Linked DNA regions of Homo sapiens: region 2 is linked to region 1. The links are chromatin loops, found by intact Hi-C in ENCODE. Cell type or tissue: CD4-positive, alpha-beta T cell. All regions are shown on one strand.

Region 1 (8,000 bases):
GATAGTTCCTATATGCAGGCAGGTTGTCCCGTTGTCTGTGCAGCCCTCAGCGTGGATTCTACCCACAGGCAGGATAGCTCCTATCCACAGGCAGGATAGCTCCTATCCACAGGCAGGTCATCCCAATGTCTGCAGCCCTCAGCAGAGAGAAGCCCTGGAGTGGGTAGCTCCTATCCAGAGGCAGGTTGTCTGGATGTCTCTACAGCTCTCAGTGGAGATGAGACCTGGAGTGGGTAGCTCCTGTCCACAGGCAGTTCATCCTGACAAGTCTGCATCCCTCAGTGGAGACTAGAGCTGGAGTGGGGAGCTCCAATCTGCAGACAGGTCATCTACCGAGTTTGGCTGAGTCCAGGGATTTTTATGGGCTTCAGAATGGAGAAAGTGCATGTTGATTGGTCCGTGGGCGGCCATGGGAGAACCTGAAAAAAGCACCATAAGTTCTCACTTCAGACAGTGGAACTGGCAGCCCGGGCCACAGCCTTCAGGCCATCCCTGGCTTGAAGGTAGGACTTCACCAGGAACCACCTCTTTCCACCCAGGAGCCTGGCTGCCTCCTGCTGCCGTCAACTTGCTGTCCATGGTGCTCACCAGCACCCAGGCTGTTCATGCTGAGGGGCACCTGCAAGCTCACACTGAGCTACCCTCTGCCCCCTCTCAGCCTCCCTCCCATGCTCCTCAGTGCCCAAAGTCCAGTGCGGACTGAGGTGGCAAGGGCTGGTGTGTCAGTGCTGCCCCAAGCATACACACTTGGCCAGGTCATGACAGTGCCCAGGCTGGGGTCTCAACTCTGCTCCAAAATCAGACCAGGCACCAGGAGTAGGGAGAGGAGCAGACAATTCCAAGCCTGCAGGGGTAGGGGGCCTTCCTGGCCCCCAGAGCTTTGGAATGCCTGGGTTCACAACCCCGGCTGGGTGACTGCAGGTGCACCTGGAGGGCAGGGCTTCTACCCCTCCAACTCTGAAAGGGGCGGGGCTTCCATCTGTTCCTGGATCCCTCTGGCTCTGTGGAGCACGCAGCCCCAGCGGTGCCTCCCCACTGCAGCCAGTGTCATGCCTGAGGCCACTCCAGACAGGCTGCAGTTGCCATCACTATTATATAACTCAGTCATTACATTCTATTATATTATTCTATTGCTGCTATAAAAAATTACCACCAATTCAGTGGTTTAAAACAGCACAAATTTATTATCTTACAGTCTGGAGGTGAGAAGTCTAAAATCAATCTCATTGGGCTACAGTCAAGAGTTGGAAAGGCTGGTTCATTCTGGAGGGTCCAGGGGAGATTCAGTTTCCTTGCCTTCTAGCTTCTAGAGACTGGCTGAATTTCTTTGGCTCCTGCTCCCATCCTCCATCTTTAAAGCCAGCAACATAGCATCTTTCAATCCCTCTCTCAGCTCCGTTGTCACTTCACTTGGTGTCTGACTCTGACTCTGTTGCCTCCTTCTTACAAGGGCCCTTGTGATGACATTGGGCCCCCTTGGTAATCAAGTGAATTTCCCACCTCAATTTCCCACCCTTCACTTAATCACATCTGCCAAGTACCTTTTGTCATATAAGGTAAATGGCAGAAGGGAATTAGGACATGGACGTCTTTGGCAGATCATTATACAGTCTGGCAAAAACTTGTAGGTATTCATTCCAAAAATAAAGGAAAGCATGTGTTCATAAAAAATCTTTTTATTTTTCCTTGAGACAGGGTCTCACTCTGTTGCTCAGGCTGGAATGCAGTGGTGAGATTATGGCTCACTGCAGCCTCAACCTCCTGGGCTAAAGCAATCTTCCCACCTGAACCTCCTGGGTAGCTGGGACCACAGGCATGCACCACCATGTCTGGCTAATTTTTTTTTTTTTGTAAAGATGACGATTTGCCACGCTGCCCAGGGTGGTCTGAAACTGTTGGCCTCAAGCAATCCTCCCACCTTAGCCTCCCAAAGTGCTGGGATTACAGGCATAAGCCACCATGCCTGGCCCCTACAAAATCTTTTACACAAATGTTCATAGCAGCTTTATTTGTAATATTTACAAGTATTTTATTTGTAATATTTACAGGTATTTTATTTGTAATATTTACAAGTATTTTATTTGTAATATTTACAAGTGTTTTATTTGTAAAACAAAAAGTAAACTATTCTCCTTTAGCAAGTGAATGGATAAACAAATTGTGATATATCCACCAAATAGAATACCACTCAGAATTAAAAGAAATTATACAGCAACAACATAGATGAATTCAAAGTAATCACAGCAGATAAAAGGAGCCAGATGATGGTGTACATACGGTATGATTCTATTTATAGAAAAATTCTAGAAAATCTAATCTTATCTGTAATCAAAAGCAAATCAGCAGCTGCCTAGGGACAGAGTGGGATGGGAGAGGTGGGTTTGGATTACAAAGGGTCATAAGGGCATTTTTGGGAGTGATGGATATGTTCATTATCTTGATTTTTGTGATGGTTTCATGAGTACATACATATATCCCTTTATAAATGTGCAGTTTATTGTATGTCAGTTGTACCTCCGTAAATGTGTTAATACAAACAAAAACAATTGATTCCATTTGGATTAAAGATAATAAAAGGGGTTGGAGCATTTTGCTGGAGGATGAAACTATATTCATCTTGGTTACTTCATAAGCAAACTGGATTTGGTGGGGGCAGGATGCTTAAACAAATATAAGCAAAGCTTCCTCTTTTCTGTTTTTTCTTCATTTTTTTTTGGCTTTCCATAGATGTTGCTGAAACACACCAAGAAGTTGCTAGCTGTCTTAAAGGTCCTTTTAGGGGACTCTGCTTTAAAAATATTTGCTTAAAAAATATCTAATTAACAGTTGAGGCTCAGAAGTGATTATTTTCAACTTAATAATTTTTTAACTTTCTCTCCCTCTCCCTTTTTGTTTTTGTTTGAGACAAGGTCTCTCTCTGTTCCCCAGGCTAGAGTTCAGTGGCGCGGTCACGGTTCACTGCAAGCTCTGCCTCTGAGGCTCCGGCGATTCTCCCACCTCAGCCTCCCAAGTAGCTGGGACTACAGGTGAGCACCACCATACCTGGCTAATTTTTGTATTTTGTTTTTAGAGATGGGGTCTCACCATGTTGCCCAGTCTGGTCTCAAACTTCTGAGCTCAAGTAATCTGTTGGTCTCGGCCTCCCAAAGTGCTGGTATTACAAGCGTAGGCCACCATGCCCAGCCAACTTTCTCTTTTGGTTGTACATATTGTGCTACTGCCTAATATTTTCTGTACTAAGTGGGCTGTAATCTGAAAGGACTATAATGTATGGTCAAAGAAAGAATGAAAATTGCAGTAAGGTCATGAACTTCTTACATGAAGAAATGAAAAATTCTGTTTTATTTCAGATTTAACAATCCTAATTGAATGCATAATATTTGCATGATGTCCTAATATTTACACTGAGTGCAAACAATAAATTCTACTATAAAGCAGTCCTGCAAATTGTAGCCAAAATCAATGTTCTTTTGCTTACTGCAGGGAGACTGGTTCTTTTTACTTCTATATAGTTCAACATTCTTGCCATTAGATGGCAGTCAAAACTAATGCAATGATTAAACTCCTCTTCAAGTTTAATAATGATTTGCATAGGTACAACATGTTATTCAGTGGACATATTTATAAAAAGTTCTGTGAAAATTGAAAGACATTGTCAATGATCTAACATTCCTCTTGGTAACCAGGCATTTTCCAAGGTAAATAGGTATCCCAAAGAGATCAGGTCTTTTTTTAAAATATGCTTTCTGAAAATTTGGAGTATAACATATGTACAGTAAAATGCAGAAAGCAACGTCAGTTCGAGGCATCACCACAAAGTGAAAACACCTATATAAGCATCACCTAGATAAAATGAAAGAACGTTACCAGCATCTCGGAAGACTCCCTTGTGCTGTCTCCCAATCATTACCTTCTCCCTTCTCCCCAGAGGTAACCATTATCCTGACTTCTGACATTATAATTTAGGTTTTCCTATTTTAAGAAAGTTTATAAGTGTTATTATATATTCTTTATGTCTGGCTTCTTTCACTCAATATTTTTGTTATTTTTGCTTGTAGGTATATTTCATTCTTTTCCCTTGTGGTTAACAAATTTTATTATATGAATATACCACTATTTATCCATTCTACTATTGGAAATTTGGGTTGTTTCCAGTATTTAGCTATTATAAATAATTTTCTGTGATGAACATCCTTGCATGTGCCTTTGGTGCACATAAGAATGTATGGCGTTTGAGTATATACCCAGGAGTAGAATTTTTGGATTGCATGGTATGCAATATTGCCAAATAGTTTTTCAAATTTGTATCAATTTACACTTCCACCAGCAGTGTGTGAGAATTTCTATCATTCCACATCTTTACTAACACTTGGTGTTGTCGATCTTTTAAATCTCAGCCATTCTGGTAGACAGGTAGCGATATTTCAGTAGGGTTTTAATGTGCATTTTCCTCATACCTAATAAGGTTAAACACTTTTTGAATATATTTTCTTACGTTAAGTGTTGATTCATGTATTTTGCCAATTTCCCACCATGTGGTCTATCTTACTGTTTTGTAGGAACTCTTTATATATTCCCCAGATATGAGCCCTTTGTTTGGTATATCTATTACTAATACATTTTCCCATTCTGGGTTTGTCTTTTCATTCTCTTAAAAGCACTTTTTGGTAAATTTTAATTTACTCATTTTATCAATTTTTTCCTTTATGGTTAGTTCGTGCTTTTTGTACTTTGTTTTAAAAACCTCTGCCTATACCAGAGTTGTGAAGATAGTCTCATATGACATGTTCTAGAAACTTCACTGTATTAACTGTGAAACTCTGTATTTTCACAAAATTCAACTCCAGGTAGATTTTAGATCAAACTGTGAAATACACTTGTTTACTATTGCTTGCAGTCATGTAACTTGTGGCATTCCTTTCTTCTGGGCACAGGAACCAGAAATAGGATACTAAGAGCAGAGAATAAAAATTTGTTTTTTCTCAAATTGTATGTTTGCCTGTGAAGAAATTCTTTCTTGCCAATTTTGCTGAAATGGAGAGAAGAAAGGGTACGCAAGAGACACCACTTCTTCAGGTTAACTCCAGGAGAATGATCTAGAAAGTGTTCTAGGATACTCAGCTGGGCGTGTTTTCTTTTTGCAGATTGAATCCTGAAGTATTGTAGTCAGTCATTCCTTTAACATTTAATGACACCTTTTTTTTTTTTTTTTTTTTTTTTGGAGACACAGTCTCGCTCTGTTGCCCAGGCTGGAGTGTAGTGGCATGATCACAGCTTACTGCAACCTCAACTTTCTGGGCTCAAGTTGTCCTCCCACCTCAGCCTCCTGAGCAGCGGGGATTATAGGCACATGCAATCATGGCTGGCCAATATTTTTATTTTTTGTAGAGGCAGGAGGGTCTCACTATGATGCCCAGGCTGGTCTCAAACTCCTGGACTTACGCTATCCTCCTACCTTTGGCATTGCAAGTGCTGGGATTATAGCCATGAGCCACTGCACCTGGCCTTAAATGACATTTGAGTATAATAGTGAAGATGAGATAAATTGTGAACAGGCAGGGTGTCTCCTTGAAGCAGTCTGGGTAAATTGCTATGAGAGCACAACACTAGGAAGAGTTTCCAGGGGTAGCAGATCCTTGTTACTCCTGGACCCACCCACTAGAAGTGCAGAAAAGGCAGGTTACTTCATAGGTGGATAAGCAAATGTTCAGTTACCCTTCTGTGTAATCTGGTGGCCAAAAACATTAATTAAGAGTCCCCTCTCCTGAACCTTCAGCTTAAACACTGAGCAGCTTCCTGTCTCACCACACCTAAGCGGAGATTTGTTTGAACTCACCGCACATGAGTCCTTAAACAGAACCTCTCCAGCCTTGCTCGAAGTGAGTCATTTATTTTCTGGGTCTTTCCTGGGAGATGCAGGGAATGGTGTTCGTGTGAGTTTGTGGTGTGTTTGTGTTTGCTGTTTTTTTTGGCAAATTCCACAGAGCAATGTGTGTGATATTCATTAATAATCAAAATACACTATGGAGTTAACAAAAATACATGCAAACATTATGGCTCCATCACTGGAAATTTAGAAATTCCGACTTAATAGGCCTACAGTGAGGCCTGGGCGTTGTTGGTTTTTGTAATTTTAAACTTTCTTTAGATAGATAAAATACGGACAATGTAATAAAATTAAATGTACAAAAGAGAAGTAGTGAGAAGTAGGACTCTTAAATCATCCCAGTCTCCTAGTTCCCCTGTCCAGAGGGAAGTACTACTTCCAGTTTCTTGGGTTTCCTTCCAGAGGTATTCTGTGCATGCACACAGAGAGTGAGATTTTCTCTTTTAAACAGAAGTGATAGCATCATTTACTACTGTTCTGAATATTGTAAGTCACTAATTTTTAAAAGGCTCTCCAAGAGATTTTGAAGCAAATGCTTCATTAAGAGCTACCGATAAAAGCTATGCTTCTGTTCCCTGCTAAAAGCTATGGATGCATCTATTAAAAATCTTTTATATCTAATTTCATGTATTCAGCAATGCCCTCAAATCTGTGGTCTAAATTCATCGGGTTAAGACTCTGTGATCTAGGGTGTTCAATTTAAGAATACTTGGTGTTACCAGATTAAAATACAGGATGCCTAAATTTGAATTTCAGATATAAAATAGTTTTTAGTGTAAGTATATTCCATGCAATATTTATAATATCTGAAATTCAAATTTAAGTGGGAGTCTGAATATTTAATCTGGCAGCCCTATAGAAAATTTTGAGTCATCGGAAGTTATTCCAACTGATAGTCTGTAGAATGCCCTCTTTTTGAGACGACCTAGGTTATAATTTTAAAACCAAGCCCTTTAGGTTAAAGCCAAATTCTCTGAGTTTAATGATAAATTAGGTATCTGTTGGCTTACTTCAACATAAATGGATTTAATTTGCTGTTTTATCTCATGGGATAAACCTGTATTGTTACAGTGAAGTGGCCACTGAAATTAAAAAATAAACTTGAGGCCAAAAGTTTGAGACCAGCCTGAGCAATATAGTGAGACCCTCTTTCTAAAAACACAAGAAATTAGCAAGATTTGGTGGAATACAATTAGTCACTGCTACTCAGGAGGCTAAGGTGGGAGGATCACTTGAGTTTGAGGAGGAATTGAGGTCCAGGAGTTTAAGGCTGCTGTGAAATATGATGTTATGCTTCATGTCACTGCCCTCCAGCCTGGGCAACAGAGCAAGACCCCATCTCTTTAAAAACAAACAAACAAAACACCAAATCTTGAATTTACACATAGTAGATTATGTGTATTACTTTTAAAGAATTTAAAATATCTAAAGTCTGAGCCATGTTAGTCTTTAGAATCAACATTAAAATCTTAGCAGACTGGATTTGGATAAGGATAAAGAGAACCAGCCTAGAGGTAAGTGTTCATGATTGATTATTTAAATCATTTTTATTATCAATAAAAAAGTTATTAAGCATTTACTTAAATGGTGAAAAATTCTGACATGAAGGATGCAGAATTGTGGTTTATTATCTTTTAAGTAAATCAATAATAACATATTATGCTGCAGTTTGCCACGGTTACCACAGGGCTGAACGAAGGAGGATGAACGAGAAATGAAAACTTAAAACAAAAGAAACTGTCTTAAAGAAGGGATCTGGGGAAGAAGAAGAGGGCTTCCTGCTTCTACTAAGCAAAGGCAGCCGCCTTGAGCTTCTACAGCCGTTCATATTTATTGTGTAGATAGAGCAGGGAGCAGGAGGTAATGATTGGTCAGCTACTTAACTGATCACAGGTTCACATTATTGCTAACAGGCTTCAGATGCGCCTAATCACAAGAAACACGTGCCTGGGGCGTGACTGCCCTCAGCATTCCTTCTGGGCGGCAGACGCAGTTTATCAGTTTGCCAACACCCTGCTTTCAAGGGAACAGTTTGCTGTTTACTCATATAGCCTCCAGTGGTATACTGAGTTGGTCACAAACCTCACTCTTTCGGCCTGCAACAATATTATAA
Region 2 (8,000 bases), 600 kb after region 1:
GCCAGGACGACTACATCTTTTGGTCACCATGCGATGTACTGGGATGGGCTGAAGCATATCTGGGCTGGTATATGTGTCCATTGGTAGTTCTAGGCATAGTAGATAGATGTTTGGGATCATTATGAAGAAAGATGAAAACCAAGTTATCTTAAGAGCTGATTCCAGAATCCACATAGAAAGGAAACACTCCAACAGGAAAACACTGAAATATGCCACACTGGAAAGAAGGAGGTAACTGGTGGTTTAGGAGGTGTTAGGAGCCCAGGGGCAGCAAAGGAGAATCGCTGCAAAGCTTTGCCTGTACCAGGAGAGGATTTTACAGTGTGGGTGGACACCTCGTGTTCTATCAGAAGTGGTTTCTGTTTGTGTGGCAGGTAACCCTTCCACACATCTATCTCCCCACCCTCCACCCTCTGCTGTAAACTCTGCTACACTCACACATGCTTTGTGTGGCTGTGGGTTTGATAAAAGTTCATGGAAGGAGCTAGTTGGTGCCCAGGCTGACACATGTAGAAGAGAGACTTCTAGAATCCACAGGAATTTTGGTCCCCATGTTTTCAAAGCCCATAGACCACTAAATAAGGGTTCAAAATGATTTTATGTTGATCTCAAAGGGGCCAGGAGACTGACGTCTGAGTTGTATTTGATAAACATTAAGGACTCTGCCAGCTGTCACTCATGCAGACAGAGATGGATCAGAGGCCTGGTGGAGATGACAGGAGGAGATGAGGATGATGACATGGCAGGCCGAGAGACTGGGGATACAGCATGAGGAGCTGAGGGATGAAGCTACCAACCTGACCTCCGTAAGAATCCTCATTCATCCAAAGTGTCCCCATCTAGACCTAACTCAGTCTGTTATTCCTTTGTCACTCAAAGCCATCTAGGATGCAAAATGCCTACTACTGGGGAGTCAGATACTATGGAGGAGTATTTGCCTGCTTTGTTGTTTCATGACTTTTTCCTTAGACTTTTTTTTTTTTTTGAGATGGATTTTGCTCTTGTCGCTCAGGCTGCAGTGCAGTGGCACAATCTCTGCTCACTGCAACCTCTGCCTCCCAGGTTCAAGTGATTCTCCTGCCTCAGCCTCCCGAGTAGCTGGAATTACAGGTGCGCGCCACCACACCTAGCTAATTTTTGTATTTTTAGTACAGATGGGGTTTCACCATGTTGGCCAGGCTGGTCTCGAACTCAGGTGGTCCATCTGCCTTGGCCTCCCAAATTGCTGGGATTACAGGCATGAGCCACTGTGCCCAGCCCCTTAGACTTTCGAGATGGAACTTGGGAGGGAGGCAAGGAAGGGAACAAGCCACTGGCTCCAGCACCATACCCGCAAACAGAGGTCCTGAATCAGAATCCTCCGTGACCTTCAGAAAAATCTGTCAAGAAGAAAAAAAGAGAGAATTTTGTTTAGTCATTCTTATTCTCAGAAAAATCTAACCCAAGCTCTGTTTTGTTGGGTATTGCTTCATAATGGGAAGAAAATCCATTACGACTCTATCTGAGAACATCATCTTCTATAAATACAAAAACGTAAGCACACAGTAACCACAAGTACATAAAATTTGTATGCATGCAGAGATGGGGGAACTATGCCAAAAATAAAGATAGTTGCTATGCTTGGGTGGGGAACGATGGCTTTTTGCTTTTACAAAACTTTGCTCTAATGTTAGACTTTTTCAAAGAACCGCCACTTCTGGCACTTGACAGAAACCAGCTGGAATCTCTACTTTACCTCTTCCAGGGGAGTGTCAGAAATTCCAAAACTGCTGAGACCAAGGTCAGCCAGCGTCTCCTCCAGCTCTCTGAAAAGGCTGGCATATGCTCTGTGCTTGAAGTTCTTATTTGGAAGAAGGAAGATAAGTTCTTGACCAATGCACTCCACCAGCTTTGCCTCTGGAACATGGTGGAGAACTACATCCATCAGCTCATTTACATCCCCTAGGACAAGAAAAAAGACTGATGCCAGCTCTGTTTTCCAGAAACTGGAAGACTGTGAGGTTACCCAGATTTCCTACTTCTCTCCACTTCCCCTTTGAAGAAGAGGTATTTTGTATCTCGGCAGTGACTCTTTCAGAGGACTGATGCTCCATCAAGTCTGCTTTTAGCTTAGTTGGCCCTGAGATCATCATTGAGAGGCAGAGGGAAACGGAAGCAAAGTCCTCCCGACTAGCTAGCTGTGCAACCTGGGGGCGGAGGTTGGTGGGGGGGTCATGCAACTTTCCTGTGCCAGTTCCTCCTCTGTTCAACGAAATGCTCTGTCCCCTCAAACTATGTTATGTTGGGTGGGTCACATTAGACTTTCCTCATCTGTGAAAAGGGGAAAATACTGGTATCCACTTCATTGTTGTTTTTGAGGACTGGATGAGTCAAACTACACAAAGCAGTTAGAGAAATACCTGGCACATAGGTGAGTGCTGGCTGCTATTATTATCCTTTACATCATCTCGGTAAGAAATCTCTTACTCATGGTTGTTTTTCATTCTCATTCACTGAAAACTTGAGGGCTAAGTCAAAGTTGTTTTCATTTTTCTGGTCTGTCACCAGCTATGGGGGACTTGCCCAAGACACAAACCTGGAACCGGTGACCAAGCTGAGTGAGAAGTACCTTCCCTAAATCACACACACATGCCTACTCTAACTTCTCAGAAGATTGCACAGTTTCTCTTGGGATTGCACCTGCCTCCACAAACAAAACTGAATCCTCAGGTCACAGGAAATGCAGAGGGGGGGTTGAGAAGCCATGGAGAGAGGCTGGGGGAGAGGGTAGGATATGCGGTGCGTATCATAGACTGTGAACAAGTGTCAGGTATCAACTGTTTATCTGACACATGTATACAGTCAGAATTGAATTTTATGTACAAATGTGTATTACTTTAAAATTAAAAATCTAACTGTGAAAACCTCACTTGCATGCACTTGAAGAGAGAGTTCTCTCGCACATTGTCTTGAGAGGCAGGTCAAAGGGAGAGGGATTCCAGGACTCAAAACATGACTCTTCAGAAAGCAGCTCTCAGAGTTGTGGACACCCAGTAGGTTCTTTTCTTTTTTTGTTGTTTAAAAAATGATCCATATGAAGGGATTTCATGGTTTTCAACCAAAATCCTTCTGCCTAGCCGGATTGGAAGTCTTGCTTTATGTCAAATCTGCAAGTTGGACTTGATTGTCTTTAGCTCTGAGATGACTTCATACGGAGGCTGGAGAGTCCTTTACGTTAAGGAAGCAGCTCTGCCCTAATAGCTCTCCAGGGGTCATATTCATTGTTCTTTTAGGAAGGAAATTGAACCCAAAGCTGCTGGATTCCCAGGAATTGTGTCTTAGGCATGTGTCAGCCTTTCCAGAAGTAGCTCTGTAGGTCAGCAGGGCTTTGGGCATCTGGGAGGGAGGTCTGTGAGTGTGTGTGTGGTATGTGGGTGTGTTTAAGTGAAAAGACTTTCAAGGAGCTAACTGGGGATTCAAATGATTTTCCCTTTCTTATTTGGGGCATAACTATTTAGTGCATTTCCCACCATTCACAGCATCCCGATTCTATACAAAGAAAACCTTTATTTAGAAATAAAGTAATTTAAAAAAAAGAATCATTCAGCCATGCAGGCCCTGTTTCCAATCTGATTTTGGCAAATCACAGTAACTTAACATATTAGTATCAATTTAAAACAAATATAAACTTCTTGACCAAGGTTCAGAGAGCAGGGAGATAGGTACCCACAGCAAGGCAGGCTAGGAGAAAGACCCAGAGATGTCATCCTAAAAAGATGTTTTCTGTTCATCACAGGGTCTCTCAGTGTAAAGAGAGGGCAGGTGCATGAACAGTGATGATGCCTCTCTGAGCATGTTCCCTCCAGTTGTAATGATCAGACAACGCAAATATTGCCCGGTTCTCTTGCTTCACCAGATTTCAGTTAGTAAATTCTTAACATTTGAAAAAGTTTGTGCTAAATAGAAAAATATGCCTTTTCTTTGATAAGCAGATACTTTCCCCATTCATTAACCTGCATCAGTACGTAAGTTTAGTTTTGCTCCTGTGTGGGAATACGCTTCTCACACATTCTCTCACATAGAGAGGGGATAGCCTCTCCACTGCAGCTCCTTGGAGATGGGGGCACCCCTGAGAGCTTCAGTGCATCCTAATTAAAGGGAGAATCACTGGGAAATTGGGAAGCTGAGGGGAGAATCAGGAGTATAACAGGGGTGTATGCTATTTCCAGACTTGCCATCCACATGTGCAATCTCTGACTCCACGAATTCACTGGAAGAGCCGTGCATCACCATGCTTCCACTAGAGGGCGCCACGGCACACATGTAGAAGAAGCTCTCCCCAGACACTAAGGAATGTGGCCTGGAGCCAGGGCAGGGGGACCCCAGGAATGATGGCTTACTAAGGGTAAGAGCACAGAGTGTATTCCTCATTAAAGGGAGAGGGCCTTTAGGTGCATGACTTTTAAAATCCCTTTGGGAATGAAGGAAGAAGGAAGAGGAGAAAGAAGCTCAAAGCAAAAGAACAACTGTGTGACCTGCAGAAGTACCCAGTGTTCTCTTTGCTCCCATTAAAATGCATCACAACAGGACACACCCAGCAATACTGGGAGATGGCTGCCAGACGGAACCCAAGTATGGCCCGTCCAGTCCTTACCATCCAGGACTTGTTCTGGAGTTAGGTCATCGACGTGGGCTGGACACGTGGTGGAGAAACCCTTAGACGAGCAGCTGCAGGTCCCCTGCAACAGATGGATGGGATGACTGACAAGATGCACATCCCTTCCATGACAGCCTCTCCCTGATGCCAGCTGCTGTCACCGCCCGCTTTATTTATTTCTCACTGCCAAGTGTAGTCAACACATTTTTTTCTTCACTGTTTAATCTGTTAATTCATCTGAGCATTTTGAGGGTGTAGTCGCTTGATTTTATCCTAGAGAGTGTGTGAGTCACACACAGAGAGGAGCAGAACCTCCAAGGGTCCCTTTGGCTTGTCATCAATTATGTGGCAGCTGTAGGTTCTGCCTGTGGGAGACATTCTGTGCCTCCCTCCCCGTGGATGGACATAGGAAACCCCAGCGGCAGCCAGACACTTAAACCAGAGGCATAAATAATGCTGCCATATCATAATCATGACCATTTGAATGTGAGCAATGCCTGTTCTTAAGAAGCCCAGAGCACATTTATAATACTTTATCTCACTTATCTTCACATCCCTAAGAAATAGAAGCAGAGGTCATTAGCTTCATGTTCCATGTGAAGAAGAAAAAAATACTAAAAAAAAGGAGGAATTAAATAATTTGCCTAGGATGACACAGTTTGTTCACTTCGCAGCACAGACATAAAACTGGGTCTCCTGATGTGCTGAAGTGGTCTCTGCTGGTTGGTACTTTTTGCCTTCATCATTTTTATGTTATAGCACCCAAGGAGGCCTCTTCTTAGTTTTCACTTACCACTGAAATTCAGGTTTAATTAGGGAATATTAATGTTGAAATGAAGCTCAACCAATTGCTCTTAAAACAGCCTAACCTTACAGAATAAGACACTCACTTCTATGTTGCACCAAACCGCACCAAACTGGTGTGTAATCTGGCATGTAATACTTGCAGACCATTTAAAGCTAGTTGTTTCATTTTGGCTAAAGCATCTCTGTAGGAGGAGGCTTCAGAATGTGTTCATCGAAATCTTCTGCAAATGGTCCCAGAACAAAGACACTGATTCTGGTGGCGAGAGCCTGTGTGAGTAGCCATGTCTGGAGTGGCAGCCCCGTGCTGTGTGCTCCTTCTCACCCAGGCCAGGGTCCTTCCCTGGGCAGACACCTACCTCACTGCCTTTCCTTTGGCTCTGGATGTTTTTCATCTTGCGCACCAAGGTTAAGTACAAGCCTGTGCCAAAGCAGTTCTTCAGGAAGAGTGGGGTGCCTGAGCAGTAGAGCCTTCCCTGGGCAATGATGGCAATGCGGTCCCCAAGGAGGTCGGCCTCGTCCATGTGGTGAGTGGACATGATGATGGTTCTGCCTGCAAGGTAGGGGCCAGGGCAATCACCAGGCCTGCCCTGGGTTGGGCATTGTTGGTAAAGGGTGTACAGCAATTTCCTGGCTATATAGTTGCAAAAATCAGGAGTTAACTAAAAAAAAAAACCCAAGGGAACTAATTCAGCAGCAAATTCCAGCATATTAGGACAATAATAACTAACATTTCATAGCTTCCTACATACTGTAAAGCATTGCCACACACAGTGTCTCTGTATCCAGCATAGGATCTGATTCAAATAAATCTCTATATTAGGGGCTCATGTATTATGGTCAGCATCTAGGGAGTTTCATATGTACATTTTCTGGATCATTAAGCTCTGGATTTATACTCTTCATAAAGAACACACACGTGCATACTCTCACTAACTGGAGATGTCATTAACAGAAAACAGCAGGCCGGGCACGGTGGCTCATGCCTGTAATCCCAGCACTTTGGGAGGACAAGGCGGGAGGATCACCTGAGGTCGGGAGATCGAGACCATCCTGGCTAACACGGTGAAACCCCGTCTCTACTAAAAATACAAAAACAATTAGCTAGGCGTGGTGGCGGGCACCTGTAGTCCCAGCTACTCAGGAGGCTGAGGCAGGAGAATGGCTCGAACCCAGGAGGCGGAGCTTGCAGTGAGTGGAGATTGCGCCACTGCACTCCAGCCTGCGCGACAGAGCGAGATTCTGTCTCAAAAAAAAAAAAAAAAAAAAAAGAAAAGAAAGAAAGAAAATAGCAATGAGGATTTCAGGATGACAAACCCTCAGAGAAAGGCACGGGGCAACGCTGTGTGAGTAGAGCAAGGGGGAAAGCTCTGGCTTGACCACGGGGTTGAACCGTGCTGTTACCTCTATGGGCACTCAGCTCTGCTTGCTGTCTCTTCTGATCTGAGCCCCTTGTCTGAGAGGTGCCATGACAGAGGAGCCACTTCCATCTGTGGCCACCCTCTGGAGCACTGAATGCCCAGCAGGTCACCCTCACACTGGTCCTGAGTGGTCATCTGACAGCTATGGAGCTTCTAGGTATGTTTGCAGGTGACCTGGGTCCCCATGGTCAGAGAAGACATTCACCTAGAGTAGCATCCATTATTCCAGACAGAAGGGCTGCAGGTCAAGAGAATTTTCTAAAATATTTTGGGAAGTAGGTTGCATCATCAGTGATTCTCTGTTTATATTTGTAAAAACCTCAGGAGGCTTTAGCTGGAACTTAGATTCACCAAGTCACTGATAAACCCCCTTCTGAGTGTAGTCATTGTGGTTCCTGTACTCAGCTACAAAATGGCAGGTGAGAGAGTGGGGACCACAGCTAGGGCTGCAGTGAGAGCCCAGCCCAGGAGACTGAGCAGCAGCTGTTACCTGAGCGATACTTCAGGAGCAGATCCCAGATTGAGCGTCTCGAGTAAGGGTCCACCCCAGAGGTGGGTTCGTCCAGAATCACCACCTTGGCATCTCCCACAAAGGCAATGGCAACCGACAGCTTTCTCTGCATGCCACCTGGAGGCACAAGAAGGACGGGAGAGTTAAGGGGCTGTGGAGGGTGAGGAAGAGAAAGGCCCAGGGCAAGTGGCATTGTGGGGGTACCTTAACCCAGCAGTGGTTTGGTGCTGCCTCTTAGATGTTTATAGCGTTCAAAGCCCTAATACTGTTCAGGCTTTGTAAATGCAGAAAGGGCAACCCTCACCTCCTCGGATCAGACCCTTTGAAGACTGTTCAAGCACATCAATCTCAGGACAAATAAAACCCAGGCTGCTGTGAGACAGTGCTCTGCAGGGAAAATGATCTGGGGGCTGCTCTTAGATTTTTGGTGTAACTTCACAGAGGTGTTCCCACCCTTAGAAGCTCTCCTGCTCCAAGCCTCCCCTGCCTCCTGGGTGCACTGGGGAGCCATGGATTTGCCATCTGTGGCCCTGTCTCCATCCAGCTCTGAGCACCTGATAGGTCCTGAGCCTCTTCATTCCGCTTGTGGTGGAGGCCTGTGTCCTCCAACATGGCTTCCATCTCCAGC

The links. Peaks named below come from ENCODE experiments on the same cell type or tissue, not always from the same donor. Only the 100,000 strongest peaks of a DNase experiment are listed, where the experiment ranks them.
Region 2: it touches region 1 in a loop (2.9-fold over the local background); 6 of 110 quality-filtered maps call a loop at or near these places.

What each region holds. Positions count from the first base shown.
Region 1 is chr1:93,434,629-93,442,628 of GRCh38, forward strand. No RefSeq gene overlaps it. Among named protein-coding and RNA genes, the nearest start is that of FNBP1L, 9.5 kb to the right of the region's middle. In CD4-positive, alpha-beta T cell, CTCF peaks have their summits at 3,556 (motif pointing right) and 3,763; a DNase peak (open chromatin) is centred at 3,523; H3K27me3 peaks cover 573 bases.
Region 2 is chr1:94,035,410-94,043,409 of GRCh38, forward strand. ABCA4 (ATP binding cassette subfamily A member 4) reads right to left here. Exons shown (of 50, transcript NM_000350.3): 21 at 7,927-8,000; 22 at 7,352-7,489; 23 at 5,800-5,993; 24 at 4,634-4,718; 25 at 1,736-1,941; 26 at 1,331-1,379. Among named protein-coding and RNA genes, the nearest start is that of ABCA4, 82 kb to the right of the region's middle. RefSeq lists an enhancer at 1,223-2,422. In CD4-positive, alpha-beta T cell, CTCF peaks have their summits at 4,310 (motif pointing right) and 4,513; a DNase peak (open chromatin) is centred at 4,282; H3K27me3 peaks cover 561 bases.